2 separate regions of the Mus musculus genome follow, and region 2 is linked to region 1. A link is a loop called in an ENCODE intact Hi-C map of the cell type or tissue named here. Cell type or tissue: heart. All regions are shown on one strand. Each heading gives the region's core, and the rest is flanking DNA. Links, peaks and the distances in the headings are about the cores only. Region 1 holds the start of Trabd (TraB domain containing). Region 2 holds the start of Gm23737 (a small nuclear RNA gene).

Region 1 (12,361 bases), core at 2,122-10,121:
GGCCGCCCCAGTGAGGAGCCTGTCATCAGCTCAGAGGAGACTCAGGGCCCTGAGTCTCAGGTCCCCACGGCCCGCTCACTGCGCACCTGCCTGACAGCCTGCTGCAGCTTCTCCAGGCTGACCTCCTTGGCCTCTCGCAGCAGCGTCCTCTCGTCCATCTTGAGCATGGACACCCGGTACTGACAGAGCTCCACCACGACCACATCCGGTTGCACCTCCCGGATAGTCTGGAAAGCAAGCACCACACTCCAGCAGACCCGTCCTGCTGCTTTTTCACACTGCACAACGGCAGTTCCACACTGGACAAGGAGCCCACATCAGGGGGCAGCCACTGCTAACAGCCCGTGTGGTTTCAGCGACGAATTCTAAAGAAAAAGCAACTGAAGAAAGCTGTGCGATGCTTTACTTGCTAAAATGAAGAAAAAGCAGGAGGCTGCAAGTTGTGAAGCAGGAAGCACCGCTTAATCATCCCTGGGGGACTCCAGAGCTAGGAATGCCTGCTCAACATTTCTTGCCTGGTTGCCCTGGCCTGTGTCCCTGGAGTACAGACTGGCAGAAGCATAGCAAATGAAAGGACACAGTGCTTAGGCTGGAGAGATGGCTCAGTGGGTGAGAGCACACTGGCTGCTCTTCCAGAGGTCCTGAGTTCAAATCCCAGCAACCACATGGTGGCTCACAACCACCTGTAATGAGATCTGGTGCATATATGCAGGCAGAATAATAAATCTTCAAAAAAAGGGAGGGGGTACACAGTGCTTACCTTTACTACATCTCTCTTGCTATCATCACTGAAGTGAGCAGTGCCCACCACATACACCCTGCTCCCATCCTCGGCCACTAGCTGGGTCACTGTACGTGGAAGGTTGGGGCGTTCACGCCGTCGTTTCAGTTTCATCTCCAGGAGCAAGTTGAAGGCATCCACATCAGCTGCAACGACAGCCAAAGCCAAGCCACAGTGTGAGAGGCTTGATGCCCCTGTGTGAGGGGCCTAATGCCCCCGTGTGAGGGGCCAGGGCCCTGCTGCCTATGCACTAGTGACAGACCCTTTCCAGTTAGGTGAGGACTGAGTCCCAGTGGACCCAATCTCTGGCAGGCAGTGCATTCCACACAATTGCAGATGACAGGACAAGCCACCTGATTACATCTGTGAACGGAGTACTGTCTGAGGGGCCTCAGCCGGAGCTTTCTCATCACCCTCAACTAGACCCAAACTGTCCTAGTGGAGGGCGGAGGGTGGAGACCAGGGGGTGACTAGTGTCCCTGGGAGTGTCTGTCAGGTATATGGCCAGACGTGGGCTCAAGCCGAGGCTCTGTGCAGATGTAAGTTGTACTAAGGGGTTCCTGCTGCCTTTACCCCCTCCCCACAGCTGGTCAGGCCATTGCCAGTCCCACCCCCTCCCTGGGGCCCAGTACTGCGGCTATACCAAGTCCTGAAGGGAAACATACAGATGTTCTGAGGGTCTCCAGCAAGCACCCTTGGCACTGCTTCTGAGGTGCCTGCTGTTACCACAGGTTCCACGTCAGCCTGCAGAGGGAGAGCTCAAGTAAGTGTTCAAGCACTCGCCTGCGGCCTCACCCCACAGGTCAGGCACACTCCAGCCTGTTGTACCTCCTTAGCAAGCTCAAGAGTCCGTTTGCCTCAGGGCTTTCCCATGGAGGTAGTTCTTGCTGGACTATAAAATATCCTAGTTACTAAGTTAAGTATATGCAGAGAAGCAGTTAAAGGGACCCACCCTGGGACCCTCTCCTCCTGTGTGCAGTAGCAGATGTTGCTGGGTTGGGACAAAGGTTGTTTAGGAAGATGTTCGTTCCAACACCCTCAGCTCCCCTTACCTCTTGAGCTGGCTTCTCCTCTCCCTCCATGGCTGGACAGCAGCTTCCTGATTGATGTAGGATGCCTGGGGACACAGACACAGTCCTTACCTGGGGTCACAGGGCCAGGATCAGGGATTACTGTGACAACAGGACTGAGCCAGTCTTGACCCTTACAACAGGACCTCAGCATTCCTGTCCCAGTATCATTGGCTGCCTCCTAGTATGTATGTGCTATTTGAGGTCTAGGGTCCTTTTGGAATGTGCCTGACTGGTGAGGGGCCAGCAGTATCCTTGAGCAACCTACAGATGACTATGTGTAGAAGTCGTCTCTGGCACACAGGGGCTTTGGCCCACAACAGGTGCAAACACAGTGAAGCTAGCCTACATCTTTCTGAGGAGTTGTACTAACTCCTCTGGGGTGGTAGGACACAGTGCTGTGGCTGCTATCCCCATGGTAAGAAGCCACTTCAAGGAAGCTCTCCATTTTTTTTTTTTTTTTATAATGATGGCCACAACCATTTGGCTACCAGCCAGATGGAAGAAGGCTAAGCAAGACAACAGTTAGCATCTTGAGAAGTCAAGACAGTTTTTCTAGTTTAAAAGACAAAGAAGCCTAACATGGAAGAAAGTGTAGTAGAAACTTAACAAGGGGTGGTATCCTGGTGACAAGGGTGGTACCCTGGTGACAAACCAGTTCATAGAGTTGTGGATCTTTACTGTGTTACTGGGAGGCCCAGGGTTGGGGGCCAAGAGTCCCAGATGGTGCAGAGGGAAGAGTGCCACACTGACCAAAAGGGACAAAGGCAGTTTCAGACTACAGTACAGCAAGGTTAACAGACTTCATATCTGCCAATGAGACACTGCCTACCTGGCAGCCACACACACACACACACACACACACACACACACACACACACGCGCGCGCGCGCGCACGCACTCCCATAGTCATACATGTGTGTCTGTGCACATGTGCTTGGGTTCCTGTGACGGCCACAAAGGGCAGATTACCCTGGAGCTGGAGCCACAAGTGGTTGCAAGGCATCTGATATAAGTGTTGGAAACTGAACTTAGGTCCTCTGCAAGGACAGCACCATCATCTCTCCAGCTTCCCTAAACTACACAGTCTTAGCAACATGTCCAGGCATTGGTGCCATGCTAGTGGGTTTCATGAATTATAGAAGCTATCTCCTCAAGCAAAATAAAACAAACCATCAGTCATCATGTACAGGTCACTTACAAACAATGAAAGATTTGTTTTATATATGTTGCTTTAACAAAGGTGTGTGTGTATGTGTGCCGCAATTGTGTAATTATCATACATCCCACAGGGGCTAAGCAGTCAGGACAGGAACACTCAGCAGATACAATGGTCCAGGCTAAAGAAAGCTCTTTAAAAATGACAAGTCTGCTGGAAAAATCTGGCCCCTGGGCATAGTAATTTTTAAAAAAAGATTATATTACCAAACATGTATATTTGTGTGTCTGTGTGTGGCTCGTGCCCACAGGGGAGAGATGCCCTGGGGGCAAAGTTGCAGGTGGTTGTACACCAACAGGGATCAAACACCAGTTCTTCTAAAAGCAGTACCCGTGGGGCATGGTGGCGCACGCCTTTGATCCTAGTACTCAGGAGGCAGAGGCAGGTGGATCTCTGAGTCTGAGGCCAGGCTGGTCCACAGAGTGAGTTCCAGGATACCTAGGGCTATACAGAGAAACTGTGTCCTGAAAATTTAAAAAAAAAAAAAAAAAAAAAAAGACCTCTAGGTTTTATAATGTTAAGAAATTAGAATATTTTCGTTTTCCTTTGGCTACAGCAAGAAAGGATGATTCTGTTTTCATGTGTACTGAGGGACATGTGTTCTGGAAAGAACTGTGTCAGAATGGGGGTGTGGTAGGATGACAGTGGTACCCACCACTTCTGTCTGCATACTTGTTACAGCTTCCAGGCTCCTGCCTGCCCTGGCTTTCTCTGGTCCTGCTGTATGTGACTTAGGCGTCTTTCTGGGTATACTCAAACCTCTAATGTGTGTCCAGTATGAAAATGGGGCCAAGCCTAAGCACTATCAGTCTTCTACAAGAAGAACTGTGGTAGGGCAGAGGGTGGCAGAGACCCTGAGACAGCCTCAGAAACCTTATGTTCCTGGCCTAAGGCTGGCTGTCTTTACAGAGGCAAGCAGAGCTTACTTACCATACTGCTCCAGCCTGGGGGCCCCCTCCTCCCTAGTCTGGAACCTGTCCTAAAACACAGCCTGGACATTTTATATAAAGGTCAGCACATCTGGGAACTGCCGTGGCTGGCTCAGAGCCTGTGCATAGCCAAGTCAACAGTAAACACCCTGGCATCTGTGCCTGGAGCTTCACCCTTCACCTTTCATTAACAGAATTAAGTGCTTCAAAGAAACAGGAACAAGGAAGTGTGGGGGGAGGGCTCTGAAGAACCTGCCTTCCAGGACAGTGTTAGGGACCGTCCCTTCCACACCATGGAACCCCATTCAGGGGCAGGGAGGGTAACCCAAACAGCGACTAACAGTGAAAAAGGAGAGGATAACCCTTGGTCTGGCTAAAGACACGGAAGCAAACCAGTATTACTAACAGCAGCACCAGGCCGCAGAGCATGAGATGAAAACTTAAAACATCCTGTATAAGTGGGCGGGCCAACCAGAGGCTGTAGCAAAGCCAGCAAATGGGAAAGAACCACGTCGGCCATGCCTGCCCTGCCCTTTAAGAGGTGGGGCTGCCCCAGGTTTGCAGTTGGCTTGGTAGATCTACCCTTCAAAGCTCATCCAGGGTGCCTCTGAGCCTTCGAGGGGTATGGAGGCTACCAGAGTTGGAACATTGGCTCCAGATAGCCTTGGAGAGACTCCCTGGCTGGCCCATAGCAGGACTAGTTTCACCTCTGGTTATATGGCAGGTGGAGGGGTCCACAGGCTGGTCAGGAGACAAGCCCTGAGCCCTTGAATCATCAGACACACTCGATACAACCCATCATCTAGAGCAGGGCCAGCTGGGAGGGGTGGTCAGGCAAGAAGGCTACTGACAGCCTCTCCCCACTCCTTAAGCCAGAAGTCTGTGATTCTGGGTACCCGGCACTATCAAATCTACACATTTTCTGATCCTTTGGCTTCCTGCCTGTCAGATGTACCTCCTCACCCTGATCGTTATTCCTGGCTGAGCAACTGAGGTAGCCCTCCACTTCCATACTCACCTAAGCACCCAGCCACTGTACCTCCACAACATTTGTCATGCATCCTTCTCAGACATAGTCACGCCGTAAGAAGTATCTTCCTACTGCCCAACCTCCCCAGGGACCAAATCTCTTCATAAATCCCCAGTCAGTTAGCAGACAGTTTCCAGACCCATTCCCAGCCAAGACCACACTGTAAACCTTCATAGCATAAAGTCAGAGAGCTAGGATTTCTGTCAAAGAGGCCTCAACCAGCATTTCCTAACAAGCAGGGCCGTGTCAACCAGCATCCCCGAATGAGCAGGACTGTAGGGATACTTTTCCAGGCCTGCTACCAACCAGGCTCGATGCTTCCATATGCTAAACAACAGAACTTTTAGCATCTGCTAAATTTCTAGGGGAACTAGCCTCTGAAAATTTCCAGTAGTCTGCAGTTTTAAGAGGGAAGGGTTGGCTCAAAGAGCAGAAAAGGCCCACTCATGTCAGGGCCCACAAGGAGGTATGGCCCTGGCATACTAGGTCCAAGTAACTGGAGCCACGTCAGTCAAGCTCCCCACCTGCCCAGCCCCACAGCCGTCTCTCTTCTGGATCTATCCATACTAAGTGTGTTTTACCCAAATCCATACACCGAAAATATGAGGCTCAAAATAATTACATCAACATGCAGAGGTTTTAAGAGACGACTGAACTCAAGTGAAGCCATAAGGCAGGACCCACGATGGGATTGGTGTCCTTGTAAGAGACACTAAACAGCTATGAGGACACAACGAGAAAGGGCGACAGGACAGGCAGAGCCTTCATCAGTCACCCGAAAGACTAGCATTAGACCTAGGATTGCCAACCTTTAAAGCTATACTAAGAGGAATAAACGTTTAAATTTCTCAATCCACAAAACCCTGTTACCACCCTGATCTGACACACCCATCAAGCTTTTCAATCTCTTAAAACAAAACTGTTTCTCGGATGGCAGCTTGTTTCTCGGATGGCAGCTTGCTCCCCACCGCTGGTCCAAAGCTGACCGCGATCAACTGGAAAAACTAGACAAGCCTTCACTGTCTACTCAGAAAACCAAGACAGCAAGAAATGACAGGGTGTGCAAAAGCCCTGGCCTCCTCTGGTCTGTCTCTGGGAGCCCAGCCACTGCAGGACCCGGGAAAACCTGCTCAGGCAGGACATATTTTACCTAAGTGTGGCAGAGCTGAGGGCCGGAAGAGGAAACAAACCCGAGGTGAAGAAGCCTGGCCAGCTCTCCCGGGGACCTGGTTTCTGTCCACCTGGAGATGCCCCGGAGGAGCCTGCAGGCTCCCGGCTAGCAGTCCACTGTGCCAGAGCCCTGCTGGCATCCTGCCCCCAGTACCACGGCCACCGCAAGATGAGTCTTCCTAGGGCGACAAGACAGACAAGGAGGCCCAGGGACAGCTGCGTCGCACAAGACCAGCGGACCTCCAGCCCCTCCGCTTGGGGAGCACGAAAGCTTGGAGACTGTCCCCACTTCTAAAGAAGCTCTTGACGTCCCAAAGCCAGCGAGGGCGCTTCTGAGCCTCCGGGGTCCTCTCGGGGACTCCCGAGCCCAGGAGCAGAGCCCAGGAGCATCTACACCGTCCTGGGTCAGCCCGACCCGGTGAGCTCCGGATACCCTGGTCTTCGCAGTCCCCACCTGCAGCCCGCGCCCTCCCGCCCGCGCCGTCGAGGCGCGAGGAGCCCCGGCCCGCCCGCCCGCCCGGTCAGGCCACGGCGTACCGAGAGAGGCGGCGGCGCTCCTCAGCCGGCCTCCATGCGCGCGTCGCCGGGCTGACGGGCTGGGCCGGGGCGGGGCGGGGCGGCCGGACGGGCCGGACGGGCCGAGGGTGCGGGCCGCGCAGCATGCCGGGAAACACCTCCCAGGGCCGCGCGCGCGAGGCCCCGCCCCCGCCGGGGTCTAAGCGCAGGGCTCCGCCTCCCGGCCCGACGCCCCCAGGTCCTAGAGCGCAACTCCAGTTCACCGCGGGGTGCTGGGCCCCCCACAGGCGAGTCTGTGTGACGGGGCTGCGTTCTTGAAGCGTCCGTCCGCACCACGGCCTGGAGTCTAGGGAGCCGTCAGCGCACTGGACCGGGACAGAAGCTAGGGATCATACGAGGCGCCCTTCTGGTTTCCTTGGAGAATCGCATGCCAAGTGGAGAGGCTCAAGGGCAGAACTAAAGGGACAAAAGCTGGCCCAGTCAGCCCCAGGCCATCAGGACTTCCTACGTGTTCAGCTGCTTGTGACTGAGAGCCCGGAGACTGCGGAGGTCTCAGGGTGGGCGGGGCCCCAGTGACAGCAAGTGCCCAGTATCTTAACGCAGGCTTCAAACTCACCAGTCTCCTAGGGCACCTTAAAGGGTAGGGCAGGGAGAGAGGCCACTTGGCCCACTCAGGCCAGGTCTCCGGGCTGCAGGTCCTCCTGATCAGGGTTGATGAGTGGATGAGAGGAGCCGGGTGAGCCCATAATGGACACGTCTCCATTTGAGTACCCCAAGATAGGCTCCTGTGAGAGCCAGGCAGTGACGACCTGGAGCAGGCCCTGGCACGGGCCCTCCAAAGGGGAAGTAATCTCTGCCTAGTTCCCAGCTGCCCCATCCAGCCCTTTCAGGTTCCAAAGGGTTACAACTCTGGCCCTGATTTTTGGAGACCCTGCCTTGACATTGTACCTGTGAATGGCCCTCCTGGAAGTCGGCCACTTTGAGGAAGAGAATTCTTCCTGCACCAGGCAGAATTCCCTCCAGCAGTCTGTTACACAAGAGGCCCGCATGGAGACTACTGACAGGTATTTCCTGCCAGCATCTTCTTACAGCTTCCTGGTCTCCCGGAGGGCCTGGCCTCAAGGGGACCTCTGCCTTCTTTGCTCCTTAGTGAAGCACCATTCATCCCCCCCCCCCCTTGTCCACTACTTTGATGTCTGTGTTCTGTGGCCTCTTCAGGCCTCCTCAGCCCCATTCATTCTGCTTAACAGAAGACAGGGGTGGGCTTAGAGCTGAGACTGCCAGGCCCACTCTACCCGTTCACAAAGCACAATGAGGCTCCTCTCTGAGTACCCGTACTGTTTGGTTGAAAACCCCACTGATAGGCTAGTGTCAGGAAGGGGCCTGGGTTCTAGCCCTGGTTGGCTGGCAGTGTTCTCCCTGAGCCTGTCCTTTTTCTGTGGGCAGACCATGGTGCCACCTTTCCTGCTTGCCTGTCTAGGGGAGTGGTTCTCAGCCTTTCCAATGTTGCGGTCCTTTAATAGCTCCTCATGCTGTGGTGACCCCCCAGCCATAAAATTCTTTCGTTGCTGCCTCTTAACTGTAATTCTGCTATGGCTATGAATCATAATATCTCATGGGCAGGATATCTGATACGAGATATCCCATAGGTCGAAGAGTGCTGGACTAGGGGCAAAGGATGGCATGACATTTTTCATTAGATGCTGACCCTGAAGTGCCAGAATTCTATTTTGGCTAAGTGGCTGCTGGGGATGAAAACCAGAGCTGCCCTATAACCTGCTGGTGTCTATGGGAGCCAGAAATAGGAACCGGTGTCTGGAGGACATGCCCAGCCAGGCTGCCGGGGAAACCACGGCAGGTTTCAGCTGGGAGAGACCAGGCCCCCCTTACATCTTAGGCTTTGCTTTGGAGGAAAAAAAAAAAAAAAAAAAAGCATGGCCAGCTTGAGTTCTGCTTTCTAACAGCCATTCCCCAGCCTGCGTTGCTCAAGCAGGTTCTGTGGCGCCACAGGATGAGTGGGTGACGTATCAGAGTCGGCAGATGGAGTGCACCTTGGTTTAGCAGAGCAGCTGCTGGAGGGGCTTTTTGAGGTGAGCCATGCAGGGAGTCAATGCATGTCAGGCTTGCAGGGAAAGGCTTCAACATGGCCAGAGGAGCCCAGAGTCCTTAGAAAGAGAAAGGAGCTATCTGAAGCTATTGGGAGTAAATAGAGGGGACTAGGTTCCTAGTCAGGGGTGTGGCAAGGAGAGGCCAGGTTTGAGAACAGCAAAGACCATCATGAAGGTCCCACAGAAGTAGAGCCCCAAGTTGGCAAGCCTTGTCTGACCCCAGGGATCGGAAGGATACAGGTCCCTGGCCATCTGTGTCCAGGAAGGGGACTAGCTCATAGAGCCCTGGGAGCAGAGGACACTTCCGAGGAGTAAGATGACATTTAGGCCCAGTACCCACCATGTTGCCTGCTTCTTCAGGACACGACTTGAGCCCCTTCCCCAGAAGCAGCCCCTTGCAGGTCAACTCCACAGGGCAATACAGCCCCAACCCCTCCCACACAGCACTCTTCTGAGAGGTCCCTCTAGGTTTTATCCAAGAACAGAGGTGAGAAGTGGCTGCTTTATTGGCTTCAGTTCTCCCAAAGAGCCAGCCCCTTGGATCCAGTGCGCCCAGCCTTTCCCATGTCTACTGCGGCTCTGCATAAGCTCCGGGGCAACACACGCACACAGCCACTGTCTGGATAGTCTACGGTCAGTGGCACTTGGGAAACAGGACCTATGAAGAAAGTATTGCATCTGGCCTTGGTACCATGCAGACCAGTGGTTCCCTAGGGTCTGAGTGTCTCCCCCTCTGAGCCAAGTCCCAGGGTGTTCAGGCTGAGCTCAAATGGTGGGGAGTGGGTACAAAGCATGCAAGAAGGAAGATTATGTACCACGCGTAGGAAGCAGATGGATATGTGAACAGGGAGAGCCAGGGAGCAGGGAAGAGGCCAGCACCCCGAGGTTTCTGGGTTACTTTAGCTGGCATGCCTGCTCATCATCACGTAGGGGCCAATTTGTGGTCATAGGCCATCGGACCAGGGATTGTCTTCTCTAGGGGAACGAGCAGCCTCGAGGCAGCCAACTTTTCTCCCAGGGTTCCTATGGGTCTCAGAAGTCCCTTCCTAGAACGTGTGGGAATACTGAATTCGGCCTGGAATGCCATCAGTTTGGAGAACAACATGCCTTTTCTGTACTGAATTATTTGGGATTTTGGTTTGACTTTGAGATGGTCCTGTAGCCCTGGCTAGACTGGATCTAGTTATGTAGACAAGGCTGGTCTCAAACTTGGATAGTTGTCTGCCTCTGCATCCCTAGTGTTAGGATTAAATACTGTGCTGTCCTATCTGGCTATTTGCTGATTTCTGATCCTCTGACCTGGAGCTTTGGCTGGCTCTGGACAGGTGTTCTTCTTCTAAGGCAGGCTGCTCCGTAGAGCTGGCAGGTGACATTATGTACGGTGCCCATCACCTCCCCTTCCCCACACTCTGTCTCATTTTCTACCTACCTCAGTCACTCCAAGGTGGAAACTAGGGCACAGATGTGAGTCCAACACCCATATTGGATGCTTCTCTGCCCTCACCTGCCTGACCCGTTCCTCCCCATGAAGCCCAAAGCTTTGTTTCCCCCTTACTCCCTCTGCCGGTGCTCCCCCTGGTGCTCATCCTGGTGCTCCCCCAGTGTGGCCCTGGGTGATGTGGGGTGTCTCCTCTATTTTCTGTGAACAATAAATGCCTTTCTATGGCAGGAATCTGAGCTGGAGGTGTAACTCAGGGAAGGAACACCTGCCTAGCATATGCAAATTTCCTGAGACTTGCCCCCAGCAGCTCCCAGCAGCCCCCAACGAATGATAAGATACTTTAAACAGTTAAGAGAACCTGAACCTAGTCTCTGCATGGTCAGCACGTGCAGCCTGACTGTGGTGGCAGCTGTGGTAGTGGAGGACATGGAAGCATTTTGTCCTAACCACCTCAGGGTTGTACCATAGCTGGCTAAGGAGCTTTCAGGGGGCACAAGCCAGGCAGAGGTGGCTGCTCTGATCTCAGCCAAGCCTCTCCATTTTGATATACAGCCTATGCCCTCGAATGTCTTTGAATTCCTGGCCTAGCTTCCTCGGCCACCTGTCTTCAAGGTCTCGGTCTCTCTCTCTCTCTCTCTCTCTCTCTCTCTCTCTCTCTCTCTCTCTCTCTCTCTCTCTCTTTCTCTCTCCCTCCTCTTTTTGGTTTTTTGAGACAGGGTTTCTCTGTGTAGCCCTGGCTGTCCTGGAACTCACTCTGTAGACCAGGCTGGCCTCCAACTCAGAAATTCGCCTGCCTCTGCTTCCTAAGTGCTGGGATTAAAGGTGTGCGCCACCACGCCCGGCCCTCAAGGTGTCTCTTATTCAGTCTCACAGGTTCACTTGTCCCGGCTTGCAGGAATGTAGCCCCATCGGGCCAGGTTCGTTTCACTGAGCCCTGGGTCTGAGGGCGAAGCCCTGCTGTGGACCTTCTGATGAACATAAATGCATCCTGACCACAACCAGCCAAGAGCCCTCCCTGGATCCTGCCAGCTCTGTGGTCCCTGGTAATAAACCTAATAGAGTCTCAGGCCATGCTATTTATGTGGTGGCTTGAAGAAGAATGGCCCCCATACACCACATATTTGAATGTTCGGTTTCCACCAAACAACCAAAGTTGGTGGACTGTTGAGGGAGGATCAGGAGGTGCGGCCTTGCTGGAGGAGGTGTGTCACTGGGGTGGCCTTTGAGGTTCCAGAAGCCCATGACAGACCTAGTCTCTCTCTGCCTCTTGCCTGCAGATGAAGATGTAGCTCTCAGCCCTGATGATGCAGCTCCCGTGCCCTGCCTGCCTGCCTGCCGCTCAACTCCCTATCATACTGTTCATAGACTTACCCTCTGAAACTACAGCCAATCCTCCAATTAAATGTTTTCTTCTTTAAGTTGTCATGGTGTCTCTTCACAGCAACGGAACAGTAACTAAAAGACTGTGCCCCCCACTCCCGAGTGCTCTCTGGCTACTCCATCTTCCCACAGCCCCACAATCCAGTACTCCACGGTCCCCCTCCTCACACTTCCGGATGGAGGCCCGATGTTCTTGCATCTTGGACTGCCTGGCCCTGTCCACTGTTTTCCCAGTGCCCTCAAGAGATGCCCCAGGCGTTGATGGTTATTGCAGGCTGGGCACGAACCAACCGCCAGCACAGGGAGGCAGGGCCTCAAGGCACAGGGAGTTATCAGAATAGTATTTATTGATATGCTCAGTGCTACCTTGTTAATACTTCGTCACGTGGCGCGTGGCTGAGGTAATAGGGGCGGGGCCAGTGGGGCCTGGACTCCCACGGGAAGCGGTCCAGCCAGCAGCTGGGGACCCGGGGGAAGGGGGTGTGGTTATTGCGTTGTATTCTTTCCCTCGTCTGCACCCTGGCCTACGCCTGCTCTCGCCCACTGCTCACATGGGTGCCGCTCGCTCGCTCGCTCGCTCGTTCGTTCGCTCGCACACTCACACATACTCAGGCTCACTCACAACACATTTGCCCCCTGCTTGTTCGCGAGCTTACTTGCACACGGGCACTGCACCTCTCTGGCAAACTCAATCACTCAGGCAGGTGCTTGTACCCA
Region 2 (12,361 bases), core at 1,905-9,904, 58 kb after region 1:
GAAGTGCCCCAGGAGCTGCCTGTAAGTGAGGAAGCCGGGAGTCCTGCTCACCTCCCTGCCCAGATGTCCTGGGTCCCTCTGCTGAGCATGCTTCGTAAAGTGAGGAAAGCAAGGGGCGAGTGGGGGTTTGTGGAGGCCTCCTGTGCAGAGGTCTTATGACTCATGGGCAAGGAGAGGTGGGTGAGAGCAGGGTGGCAGAGGCCCTGCTGGCCTGGCCTCAGCACTGTCTGCCCCAGCAAATCTCTGCTCTTCTGTTTGTGTGACAAGCAGAGTCTGGAACTCACCAACAATGGGTTATATGCACCGCAAGCGCCAAAGGCATTTTCGTCTCTCAGGTACGCTGGTCTGGACATCAGCCTCTCCAACATGGACACATTCAACCCATAGGCCATGGCCAGCCTGGACTTGATGACTGGGCCGAGCTGCATGGGGTCTCCAGCAAGCACGATCTACAGCATATACAAGGATGCTGGATTAGTGGGGAGCAGACGGACAGGCAGGCGTCTCTGAATAGGTTTGGGGTAGGCCTGTGCAGGCGCTGGGGTGGGAGGGCTGTATACTCTGGTTATGTGGAATAAGCAGAGGCAGGGAAAACACAGTAAACACAGCTGGAATGACAATGGCCTAGACACAGAAGTGGGATAGAAAATGACTTGAGACTTAGGCTCCTCCACTAAGCAGTCACTGCCAGTTTTTATCACTCCTAGGAGGCAGAAGTCAAGCTATTTCTCAATGGAGCAAAAGTTTCAGGGATACAGCCTGTTTTCTGGAATTTTCTGCTGTTCCTGACCTTAGGAAACTACCCTTGGCCTTTTTCCCAGAAGGCCTTACACACACCGACACCGTGCTGCCCACTCTCTTTAGTATTCTAATTAGACCAGTCCCTCTTCACTCCGTAGTCCCTCCAAAGAGTACTTGTTTCATTGTGCCTAGTGACTGAAAGGAGGGATGCCAGGTGACCTCTCAGCTGGGGTACAGAGAGAAACATTCTCTAAGATAGTAATCCACGCCACCGTACAAAGTACCAGAGAAGCTCGGATGGGGATCTGCCAGGAACACACAGAGTTGGAGGGGCCGGGGGTCTGAGTGAGAAGCTCTAAGAAGCATAATGGGAAGGACAGTCAGACCCTAGCAAAGCATGAGGCCAGTCCTCTTCTCTCTGCCATGGGGGGGGGGGGACCCCAAACTAGACACTTCAGCTGTTGACTCTGATGTTGTGTCCCCTGTGTCCCTATGGCTACAACTGCTCTTAGCTTCTGCTCACACGTGAGTAAACAGTAACTAGCAGGCTCTTTCTCCCCAGATTCTCAGGGTCCCAGTACTTTCACTTGACCCCTCTAAGGCTGTGACCGTCACCAGGAGAAAACAGTAAGAGAGAAACACACTTAAGACACAGGCCTTACCTGGCCATTGATGTCTGAAATCAGTCCCAAAGGAATAAGGCATTCTGGCTCACTTGCCTGTCCTGCCTCGTCCACAAATACATGTGTGAAGTATCCAACTCTACAGAGAGAAACGTCTCATGGTTAATTCCATCATATTTAGCAACTGCTTCCTAACACATACTGGCAAAGCTCTGTTCCAGGGTGTTCAGATCATAGTGGAGCCCTCCAGGGAAGACAAGACTAAAGGGTACAGGTACCACGTGACCAGGGGTCACAGCCACTGCAGGTGCTAGGACACTCCTATGAATCCCTGTTAGCACTACTGCTCTGGCAGCAGCATGTGTACTGTTTTGAAGGACATGAAGGTCCCGGGACGGTGGGAGGCTGGGTATGAACAAAGCCTGAGAGCCTCCTTGTAGCTTAGAGGTCTGCACTGTATCCCTTGCCTGGCTTAGACCTATACCCTCCCAGTCCAGCAGTCTCTTAGCCACATGCGGCTCTTGAGTACCTTACAGTAGCTGCTCTGATTAAGAAAATGTAGACTGTCTCATTAACGATTTCATACAAAATAAAATGACATTGTGGGGCCAGCAAGATGGATCAGAGTGTAAGGCACCTACCACCAGGCCTGAGGACCTAAATTCCATCCCATGGTGGAAGGAAGGAACCAAGTCCCTCAAGGTGTCTCCTCACCTTTATTTATACTTACTTACGTTCAAAATAAAATGAAAATGTTAAAACGATTATATTCCTACTTTAAAAATAAATAAAATGGGTAACTAAAGAATATGAAATAATCTGCAACCTGTATGTGGCCCTCCCTGCTCAGATGCCTAGAGTCCAAGCCAGAGAAGGAGGCCCCTGTGGGCCTGAGCAGCCATCCTTACAGCTGCAGAGCTGTCTGCCCTAGGATCTCAGAAGTTGGGGCTCACCCTCAGTGGCCCTTGCTCCTCCACTCCTTCCCCTGCCTGCCCTGTGCTGTCTCCTCTGCTTACCAAGCTTGCAGCTTCCCCTGCTCACTTCTAGTGTATTGGTATGAAGCTTCCTCACTTCTTTTCTGCTTCTTTTCTGCTCTTGGGACATGTCCCTGGGGACCTCTTTCTGGTCCTCAGACCCCCACAGTCCCCTGAATCACCAGTGCCATCACTGCTTCATCTTCTTGGCACCTGAGCTGCCCTACCCAGGACTAACTTCACAGAACCCAGCTCTTTCCTACATGGTCTGCCTCCACTGATCCTTTAAGCTATTCGGTCAGTGAACATCTAGCCTTGGGAGTTAGGCCTCTTCTTATAGCTTGTGTCTCCATCATTGTTGCCTGCCAGGCCTCAACTCTGAGGTCTCCTCTGTGTAAGCATGCTCAGGGCTCTCTTACCACATCTTTACATGCTGCCAGCCCACTGCTTGTCCATTCCACTGCTGAGCCCTTGGGTCTCATCAGTAAGCCTGTTTATGCAGAAAAGATGCTCCCATTGCCCTGTCACTCCTACACAATGGCTGACACTTCCCACCACTAATCACTCTCCATCTGGTCAGCTTCTTCTGAGGTAACTGAGGGAGGATGCAAACTGTCTGGGTGACTCTGGTCCTCAAACAACATCTGGTGCTTACCTCACTCCTATTTGGTAAAACAGTCCTGCACTGCTACATGTAGTGATTATTATCCTGAAGCGTGAGGCTCTCCAGATATCTTCTCCATCTCTGCAATACGGTTTGATGGCATCAATAATAGTCTGGGGCAAAGAGGTTCGAGTTAGAAGCACTTCCTTAAAGTGGACAAAAAGCAAGGCTGGGAGGAATTCTACAAAGTAGTCTTGCTCTGTTGCTACTTCTCAGTGATGATGAATCATTCATGATTACTTAAATTAAAATGGTCCACGCTTTACAGACTCTGAGGGCAAGACTACACTACACTACACTCAACTATACTACACTATACTATAATATTATCCTTTACGGCTGCCCAGAAAACAATTCAATGTATTTAATATATTTAATATATTTTAATATACCTAATATATTTTCTAGTCACAACTTCTTTTTTTGAGCAATATTTTATTCAAAAGCAAACTAGGGTCCTATAATTTTCCAAAAGAGACAGCTGTAATCAAATCAGTAAAACAGGACTGAAAAGGAACTGGAATACAGCTGAAGAAATGAATGAAAGCATAGCATCAAAATTTAACAAACTTGGAATGTCCACAAAAGTATTGTTAATTCAGAGAGAGGGTGAGAATTATAATAAAATATTCAAGAATAAGAGCCCACTGTGTAGCTGAGTTGTATCACAATACAGAGCAATTTTTCCATACAACTTTTATGATCATTTGGTGTCTGCCCAGCTATTGCCTCCTGCTCAAACCTGCCCACTTGGTACTCTCCATGGAAGGATTCCCGGTGCCCACTCCATGCCTGGGGCTCACCTCTTCAAATCTGCAGGTGGCATTCACCCGGACCATGGCAGCTGGCTTCAGCACCTTGCTCTCATGAAGTCGCAAACACACAAGGTCAGCAGCACTGTTGGAAGGAGCGCAGACCAAAATCCGACTGTCCGGCAAAGCATAATGTACCTTCATTAAGAAATTAGAGACCAGGAATCTTAGCCATTATTGTCAGAGCGTGGAAACCCTGAAGCTATCTATGTCTAACACACGGACTCCTTGATTGGGATGGAGGGGCAGAGCCAGGTTTGATGATAATCTCTGAGCATCCCTACAATGTCAAAGTGACCACTCCGCCTCACTACCCACAGATGAGACGTGGAAGGTTCCATACCCTCTACCCACACATACACACAGATAAAGAAAGAATGCAGGGCTATCCAAAGCCTTGTATGTGCTATATCCCAGATCCACGACCCATAACCCTCCACACCTCCACAGACACCTCCACAGACAACACCAACATCCCAAGCCCGGCTTGCAGTATAGCACAAAGCACTCATGGTTGCTTGCTGGTCCAGAATGACACCGTAGCACCATAGCCAGGGTTTTCATAGACTTAGTGGCAACTACAGAAGGAGATGCCGACAGCTGCTGCACTGTGGTGGCCTCAGGCCCTGCCCAGGCAGCTTCTGCAGTAAAGCCTCCCAGCAGAGTCAAAGGGTTACTATTCTAGGAAAGAAGCCCTCTTACACTTACAAACTTAAAATCCTAGCACAGAAATAGACAATGTTGTACGCTAAATCTTTCTCAAGTTCTCCACTAACGTCTCTGAAGTTTAAACGGATACTTTTCCAGACACAAGCACTTAAGCACAGCACAGACCCACAGCAACCAGCCCCACCCTCCTCACCTGCAAAACAGCCTCGATTATAGTCACAGTCTTTCCAGTTCCCGGAGGTCCAAAAAGGATATATGGGAGAGGCCGGCAGTCGCCACTCAGGATCCTCCTCACGGCCAGCTTTTGGTTTTCATTGAGCACTGGGTTGAAGAACTCCTTATCTCGTGCTTTTGGGATCTGGATTTCATCCACTGCATTTCAAGTGGAAAGACAGCCTAGTCAGAGGCACAGAGCTTGGCATGACACTTCATGAGATGCCAGAAAGGTCAAACAGAACCTGACCATGTCAACAACTTTCAGTGTGACAGGAGAACACGTTCCAGAAACATCTGACAGTGGTTTTTGAGGCAAAGTCAGGAAAAGTAACTTAGCTTTCTAATAGAGGGAAAGGCATTTATAGCTCCAGCATCACCTAAAATAGTACACACAGGGTGGGTATTTATTTATTTATTTATTTATACACTGTCGCTGTCTTCAGACACACCAGAGGAGGGCATCAGATCTCATTACAGATGGTTGTGAGCCACCATGTGGTTGCTGGGAATTGAACTCAGGACCTCTGGAAGAGCAGCCAGTGCTCTTAACCACTGAGCCATCTCTCCAGCTCCCCCGCCCCCATACAAGGTTTCAAAAACTTTTTTTGCTGGTGATTTAAATTTGTTCTAAAAGACAGCATACAAAACAGAAGCAGTGAGTTTCATGGTAGCACCTTCATGCGCACTTGGTCTTGGCTGACTTTCCCCAGCCCAGTCCCCCCCCACACTTCTGCTGCTCCCCTTCTTCTCCCTCCCTCCCCTCCCCCCACATTCTGCTTTTATGTCACAGGTTTTCTCTAATCGGCTTTTCTTTCTCCCGATGCCCCCTCATCCTTTCTCATAGTTAGTACCCTTTTCTATCTTTATGTCGTATATACCCCCCCCACACACACACACACGTCTAATATTTAAGATTTAAATGTGAGAGACGAGCACTTGGTACTTGGCTTCCCAAGCTTAGGAAACAATCATTTTCATTCTACAATTTTCCTGAAAAGGGCCACAATTTCATTTTCCTTTCTTTTTCTTTTTTGTAAAAGGGGAGAGCGTGAACGCAGTCCTCCACTACCACAGATTATGCAGTTTCCCACATTTGGGGAAATCGCAGGGGTCAGCACATCTGGAGTGCAATGGATAAAACTCACCCTGGGAAAACCATCTTTGTGATCATGGTATCGCCCCTGCCAGGTAAGTATTTTCTCTGGCTTAATACAATTCCACTGTGTATGTGTATTACACTTTATCCATTTGTCTGCTCATGGACATCTGGGCTGGTGCCAACAGGAAGTATGGATCTGCAAATATTTCTTGTATATTGACGTAGATTTCTTGGGGGTAAATATCCAGTAGTATAGCTGGACAATATAGTATTTCCTCTAAGTTTTTTTGAAAAGGATCTATTTTATATGTATGAGTGTTTGCCTGCATGTATGTCTATATACCACATGTATGCAGTGCCTACAGAGGCCAGAAGAAGGTGTCAGATCCACTGGAAGTAAAGTTGCAGATGGTTGTGGGTACTAGGAACTGAACCTGGGTCCTCTGGATAACTGAGCCATCTCTCCAGCCCTACTTTTAGTTTTTACTTTTAAAACTTTGGGGATAGATTAATAGCAGTAAATATGGGTTCTCTATCGGCACTGTTTGCCTGCCTTCTTGATAGTAGCCTCTCTGACTGGGGTGAGATAGAATTTTGAAGAGTTTTAATCTGTATTTTTCTGATGGCTAAGGACATTGAACACCTTTTAAAATGTTTACTTGATATTTGTGTTTGTCAGTTAAAGGTGTTGATGCCCGTCAGGTGTGCTGACCTCTGCCTATAGTTCTTGCTACTGAGGCTATGTGAGGCATCACTTGAGTCCATGAATTTAAGACCAGCCTAGGTGTTTTTGCAAGACTCTGAGTAAAATATACAAAGTATACAACAATGTAAGAGCATACATAACAAGAATACACAACCTTAAGTGTTTTCTAAAGTATCTAATCTAAACCATCAAGACATCCCTCGCTCGGGACCAAGCAGATGAGTCCCCATCCCTCCCTGTGGACAGTGTGCCGGTCACCACTGTCTCACCATCCACAGTGGACTTCTCAAGGCACCTCCTGTCAAATACAGGTTTCTCCACTCTTCTTGTCTGAGCCCATTATACACAAGTACCCAACTCACTAGTCTCTGCAGTGGAGGAAGCCTTCTCTGGCTGGTCCGTGGTACCCACGTGCCTTTCCTCTGTTGTGTGTTTAGTTTGGTCCTTCACTGTTTTCTTGTTCTAGAAATGATCATGAAGAAAGCAGTTACAGCATCAGCTTTGTGTTCAAAAGCTTAAAGAGTAGCATGCACACCTACCAACAACATTCTGCTGTCATATTTAACAATTCTTTGAACAGGTCAAGTCTACCTCTTGAAACATAATTCAAACTCGAGACAGTCAATAAAAACCTGCCCAGAAGTTTATGTTTCTCTCTCAGCTCTTTGAAATATAGAAATGAGTTTTGTCATGACAAAATTGAAACAAAGAGGGTAAGTTTTATTTGATTAATATACATCCCACCTCTTCCGAGACTGGCCTAAGCAGGGAAGGCTGACAACACAGTCTAGAGCTTAGCTCTGGCAGACAACCTTGGGAAGCCCTCTCCCATCAGCACTGAGACCTCTGCTACACAGCATCTCCATACCTTCCTGAGAACACGTAGAACCAGCACTGCCTGTCAATCATGTTCAAAGCCTATGCAAGCACTGGCTTCCCCAGTGTTTTTCCTCATTCCTGTCATATTGGTGCTGTAGAGGACAAGTGGTGTGGCTTTGGTCCACTTGCTAGGCCCTGTAACTGTATTTGTCTGACCACAGTCTAGCAGTCCACTTTACTGTAAGGATGGGTAAGTATTCTTTTTCACAGTTATCTGTGGCCTTTTACACATACACATTATAATATGTATTTCATGTATGTATGAAATCTTTAATCAGATTTTTTAACTTACATGTTAGGATGACTCAGATAAATTGAAAACAATAATAAAATTAGTTGGGATGTCAAGATTGCTTTGAAAGCACAGATTTACAGATTTGTGATGGGAGATAGTTCAGTTGGCAAAATACTTCCCATGTAGGCATGGAAAACTCACATCAAAAGCTAGGCATGTTGACAAAACAATAAAACCAAACAATAACAACTACCAAATGGGCTGCAGAGAGGCAACTGTGTTAGAATTGTCTCAAAGGAGTCCTAAAACCTGAGTCAGCAAGCTAAAGACCAGGAGGGGAGACAGACGGACGGGATGATGCTCTAGACCAAGGCTAAGGAATGCGGACCAGGAGGCTTGCTGCTACAGATGCGAGTTTCAGCAAGATGGCTGCTTGTCTCAAGCAAGGTGCAAGAACAGCCATGTTCCAGTTTGAGTCTGATGGCAGAAGAACCCCTTTACTACAGAAGATGGGGGGGCTGGGAAGTTGGAGGGCCTGTCAGCCTGCTTATCTGTTCAGGCTTCATCTGACTGGCTGCCATCTGCCCAGCAGGGAGGGCGGTCTGCTTTATCAACTTACAAATGTCAGTCTTACCCACAAGATGAGATACACCCAGAATAAGGTTCACAGAGCTTCTGGGCACTCTTTGGCCCAGTTAAGGTAACATGTAAAATTAATTATCACAAGAATATGCCCTTGCCCTCTGGACAGTGCTATGGACTCAAGAGTCACATTTACCATTCTTGATATTTGTATTTGTATTCTGTCCCCAATCCAGCTTATGGTTTAGCATTTTATCCATCTTTTCAAGACACCTTGGGATTTTTATAATCTTGTTGTGTAGCCTGGGCTAAGGTTACAGTTATGCACACCACACATGGTCCCAGTAAGCTCCTGTACACTTTCTCTCGGCTCCTCCTTTTCTGAGATGCAAATAACAAGCACATGAGGCCATCTGAAGCTATTCTGAGTCTGTGCATGTCACTCATTTCAGAAAGAGAACTTAGTGTTTCTAACATTCTTAAGTAACGATTAAATTTATAAACTGAGAGCCAAACACACACACACACACACACACACACACACACACACACACACACACAGTGATTAAGAAGTCGAGAAGCCGGGCGTGGTGGCACACGCCTTTAATCCCAGCACTTGGGGGCAGGGGCAGGCGGATTTCTGAGTTCCGAGGCCAGCCCGGTCTACAGAGTGAGTTCCAGGACAGCCAGGGCTACACAGAGAAATCCTGTCTCAAAGAAAAAAAAAAAAAAAAAAAAAAAAAAGAAGAAGCCGAGAGTATGAAAAGACCTAGAAGCAGTTACTGCTTCCTCCCCCAGCACGCCTGTGTCCCATCAACCTTTGCAAAGGCAAGCCCTTGGCTACCGGCCTCAGGACATCTATGTAACATGTATGTTACCAGCTCTGATGCTTCTTCCCTTTGTCTACATCCTTAAGACACACATCGCACCGACTAGACTTCTGTTGTTCCTGTCTTCCTTCCAGTGTTCTGTCAGGACTTAGGGTTTTATATGGCTGTCACTGTTGTTCTATAGTCACGGCTACCCGTGTGGTCACTTGTCTTTTCATGTGCCACTTTTTACTTTCTGGGAGTAACTGGCCTCTGATTTTTATTTCCTTGACTTCAACACTTGAAGCCCAGCCATCCAGCACAGTGGCACAAGCCTAGAATTTTGATATCCAGGAGGCCGAAGCAGGATGACTGCTTTGTTTTTCAAGACAGGCTGTCAGGCCAGTCCAGCCTCAGACTCACTGTGTGACTGACAACCTGATACAAATCAACAGCCTGGAACTTTTAAGGCTTGCTCTTGCCTGCCCGCCGCCCGTCAGTCTATGAGCACAGTCCTGAGACCATAGCTAGGCTCTCTGGTTGCAGTACTGAGTCAACACTGGGAGGTGTTGCCTTCCAGCCTTGGCCATCTTCTCATAAGCTTACAGACAGAGTAGAAACTTCAGGGAACTCTGTCAGTGCTGGGAGTCTGCTGTCACCTGCTCTCTCCTCAGCACGCTGTCTCCTCAGCTCAAGTGGCTCTCTCCTGGGTTGTTCTCTGCTCTCTAAGTGCTATGTTATACACAGCCCTGTCCACCTCACTTGCTTTCTCTTGCTCAAGAGCAAGTCTTAGTATAGCTGATACCCAATGTCTCAAACTGCTGCTTTATTTATTTTGTAGGAGGTTTTGGAGAGAGTGTTGGGGCCTGAACTCCAGGCCTCCAGTATGCTAGGTCTATCTTCCACTGGAATTATATTTCTAATCCTTTTTTTAAAAAATTTTCATATACTTTCATCTTTAAAAAAATATTTATTTTTATATAAACATTTTACCTCCACGTATGCCTGTGTACCACAGAGTGTATAGTACACGTGGAGGCCTGAAGAGGGAGTCTGCTTTGCTGGAACTGAAACTACAGACAGTTGTTAGCCGCTATGTGGGTGCTGGGAGTCCAACCTGGGTCTTTGGGAAGATGATCTTAGCTCCTGAGCGGTCTCTCCAGCCCCTGTAGGACCATCTTGGTTGACTGACCAATGGCATGCTAGGATTGACTTGAAACTTGGCTAGAAATAGTACTGTGCACTTCTGAGCGCAGCACTCAGCCAGCCAGGAAGCTCACTAAGGAGCTGGAGCTTCTATCCACCCGCCCTACTATCCCTTTCCTCCCGCCCCGTCCCCTTCTCAGGAATCAGGCAACAGAACGAAGCAGGAGCAGGGTGACGAAGGACTCTGAGGCTTACGGATCAAAGTTATCTGTGCTCAATGAACACTTCTATTTTCAGATCAGAATAAAAAGTCTAGAAGGGAATACATTGCTGATGATTTTTAATGGATAACATTTAAAATTTTTCATTTATAGTGTGTCTATGACTGAGTAGTCATCCTGTAACTGTTGTTCTCGATCTGTCTTTTTCTGTCAACTCACTCACTCTGTGTGTGTTGTGTATATATGAATGTGTGTACATGTTTGCATGAGTGTCAATGTGCACATGCCATTGTTGACAATATGTAGGTCAGAGGACAGTCTTGGGTGTCATTCCCCATGGTACACCTTGAGACAGGGCTGCTTTATTGTTCACTGCTGTGGACTACAGGCTGGCTGGCCTCCAAGTGTCCAGGGAGTCTCCTGATACTACTCTCACTGTGTAGGAGTGCTGGAGGACAGTGCACCCCTGTCTAAGGTTTGAACTCAAGTCCTCACTGTTGACCAGCAGTGCTTTACCCACGGAGCCATCATCTCCCTTGGCCTTGCTTCTAAGTGACTGTGTTTAATGCTTGCAGTAAGTGTTGTCATCAGCTTTGTCAGAGTTCATTTTCTGTTAACAGTAGTCAATGATGACTACAGACACTCATAACTGGTCAGAGTGCTGAGAATAAATGAATGTCTGCCCTGTGCAATGTCCAGCCATACATGGGACATCTGTGTCATCACCTCCAAGGCAGTGTCACAGAATACGGAGCAGGAAGGATGTAAGAGCCAGAGGAAAGTGTGACCCCCACGTGGACTCCATTTCTGGCACGAGAAGACATTGCGCTTCCCAGGTCAAAGCAGTTGTGGTACCTGAATAGGACTAGCTGGACAGACTCCACTCCCAGATGATTTGTGCACAGCTAATGGCTGAGGGGAGAGGGAGAGGGAGAGGGAGAGGGAGAGGGAGAGGGAGAGGGAGAGGGAGAGGGAGAGGGAGAGGGAGAGGGAGAGGGAGAGGGAGAGGGAGAGGGAGAGGGAGTTATGTTTTCTTCAGTGGTATAGCAACTGGTAAGATGCTCACACTACTGTGAGTAGACTCTCAATCATGATCCTGTAAGCAACCCTAACAAAAGGTATGGAAGTAGAGGGGATTAACTGGGAAAAGGATAAAGGAGGAGGAGAGGACAGGGTGAGCAATGAGGTATGATTGTGCTCAGAATCTATTATGTATATGTATTAGAGTGCCATGATGAAATCCATTAATATGTATAACTAACACTTATGCTAAAACACTTCACAATAAATCAATTAGAGATTCCAAGCAACAAGAATCCTAACTCTTGCATTCTATACTTATAGAATAGTAAAAGTTTCTAAACACTATATGTAATTTGAAGTTGTATATTATTACACACTGAAGATATTCTCATGAAATCACATTTCAGTAGCACACGATTGCAGTTTGCAAACTCCAAGCTGGCATGGATCATTCTTCATGTCACTAGGAACACAATGATAAATAAAACCACCTCTACTGTATTCACTAAGAGCCCAGTGCACGACTTCCAACACATAGGCACTGAGTTTCCAGTCACAGAATGACGGCATTAGAGAAGTAAAAAATCAAGTGTCTCTGTGACACTGACAGATTATAGATGTTAACATTCTGCTGGCTGTGCATCCTTCCAGACATTTTCTGTGAAGACACAAGCACATGATGGCATCCCCCTACTCCAGTGAATACAAAAGAGTGCAAACATTTTTTTTTTCCACACAGGGTCATACTAACTAGCCCTGGGTGATTTGATCTATAGATCAGGATGGCCTCAAACTCACAAAAAGCCTCCTGTTTCTGACTCCTAAGTGCTGGGATTAAAGAAGTGTACCAACTAAATTCACACTATTTTAATATAATTCAGTAAGACTATACCTTACCATGTCTTAATTTTTCATTGTTTAAATGTAGTATAGCATTCTGGTCTATATATAACTATATGAAC

The links. Hi-C counts contacts between places; a loop is a spot of excess contacts. Peaks named below come from ENCODE experiments on the same cell type or tissue, not always from the same donor. Only the 100,000 strongest peaks of a DNase experiment are listed, where the experiment ranks them.
Region 2: it touches region 1 in a loop (9-fold over the local background); 3 of 42 quality-filtered maps call a loop at or near these places.

The regions. Positions count from the first base shown.
Region 1 is chr15:89,070,517-89,082,877 of GRCm38, reverse strand. Trabd (TraB domain containing) reads right to left here and starts at 6,814. Exons shown (of 10, transcript NM_026485.2): 1 at 6,737-6,814; 2 at 1,834-1,898; 3 at 1,447-1,525; 4 at 761-927; 5 at 87-227. The coding sequence starts at 1,863. It overlaps 1810021B22Rik (RIKEN cDNA 1810021B22 gene), which reads left to right and starts at 7,024. Exons shown (of 4, transcript NR_040417.1): 1 at 7,024-7,264; 2 at 8,680-8,805; 3 at 11,160-11,307; 4 at 11,542-11,680. It overlaps Panx2 (pannexin 2), which reads right to left. Exons shown (of 3, transcript NM_001002005.2): 3 at 11,971-12,361. In heart, for the core only: a CTCF peak has its summit at 6,985; DNase peaks (open chromatin) are centred at 4,527, 6,307, 6,917, 8,467 and 3 weaker places; H3K4me3 peaks cover 4,624 bases; H3K27ac peaks cover 4,360 bases.
Region 2 is chr15:89,012,755-89,025,115 of GRCm38, reverse strand. It overlaps Mov10l1 (Mov10 like RISC complex RNA helicase 1), which reads right to left. Exons shown (of 27, transcript NM_031260.2): 16 at 6,867-6,966; 17 at 4,677-4,855; 18 at 3,806-3,952; 19 at 2,994-3,115; 20 at 1,404-1,503; 21 at 285-449. It overlaps Gm23737 (a small nuclear RNA gene), which reads right to left and starts at 5,895; the gene lies at 5,737-5,895. In heart, for the core only: a CTCF peak has its summit at 5,146 (motif pointing right); a DNase peak (open chromatin) is centred at 4,765; H3K4me3 peaks cover 1,383 bases; H3K27ac peaks cover 4,910 bases.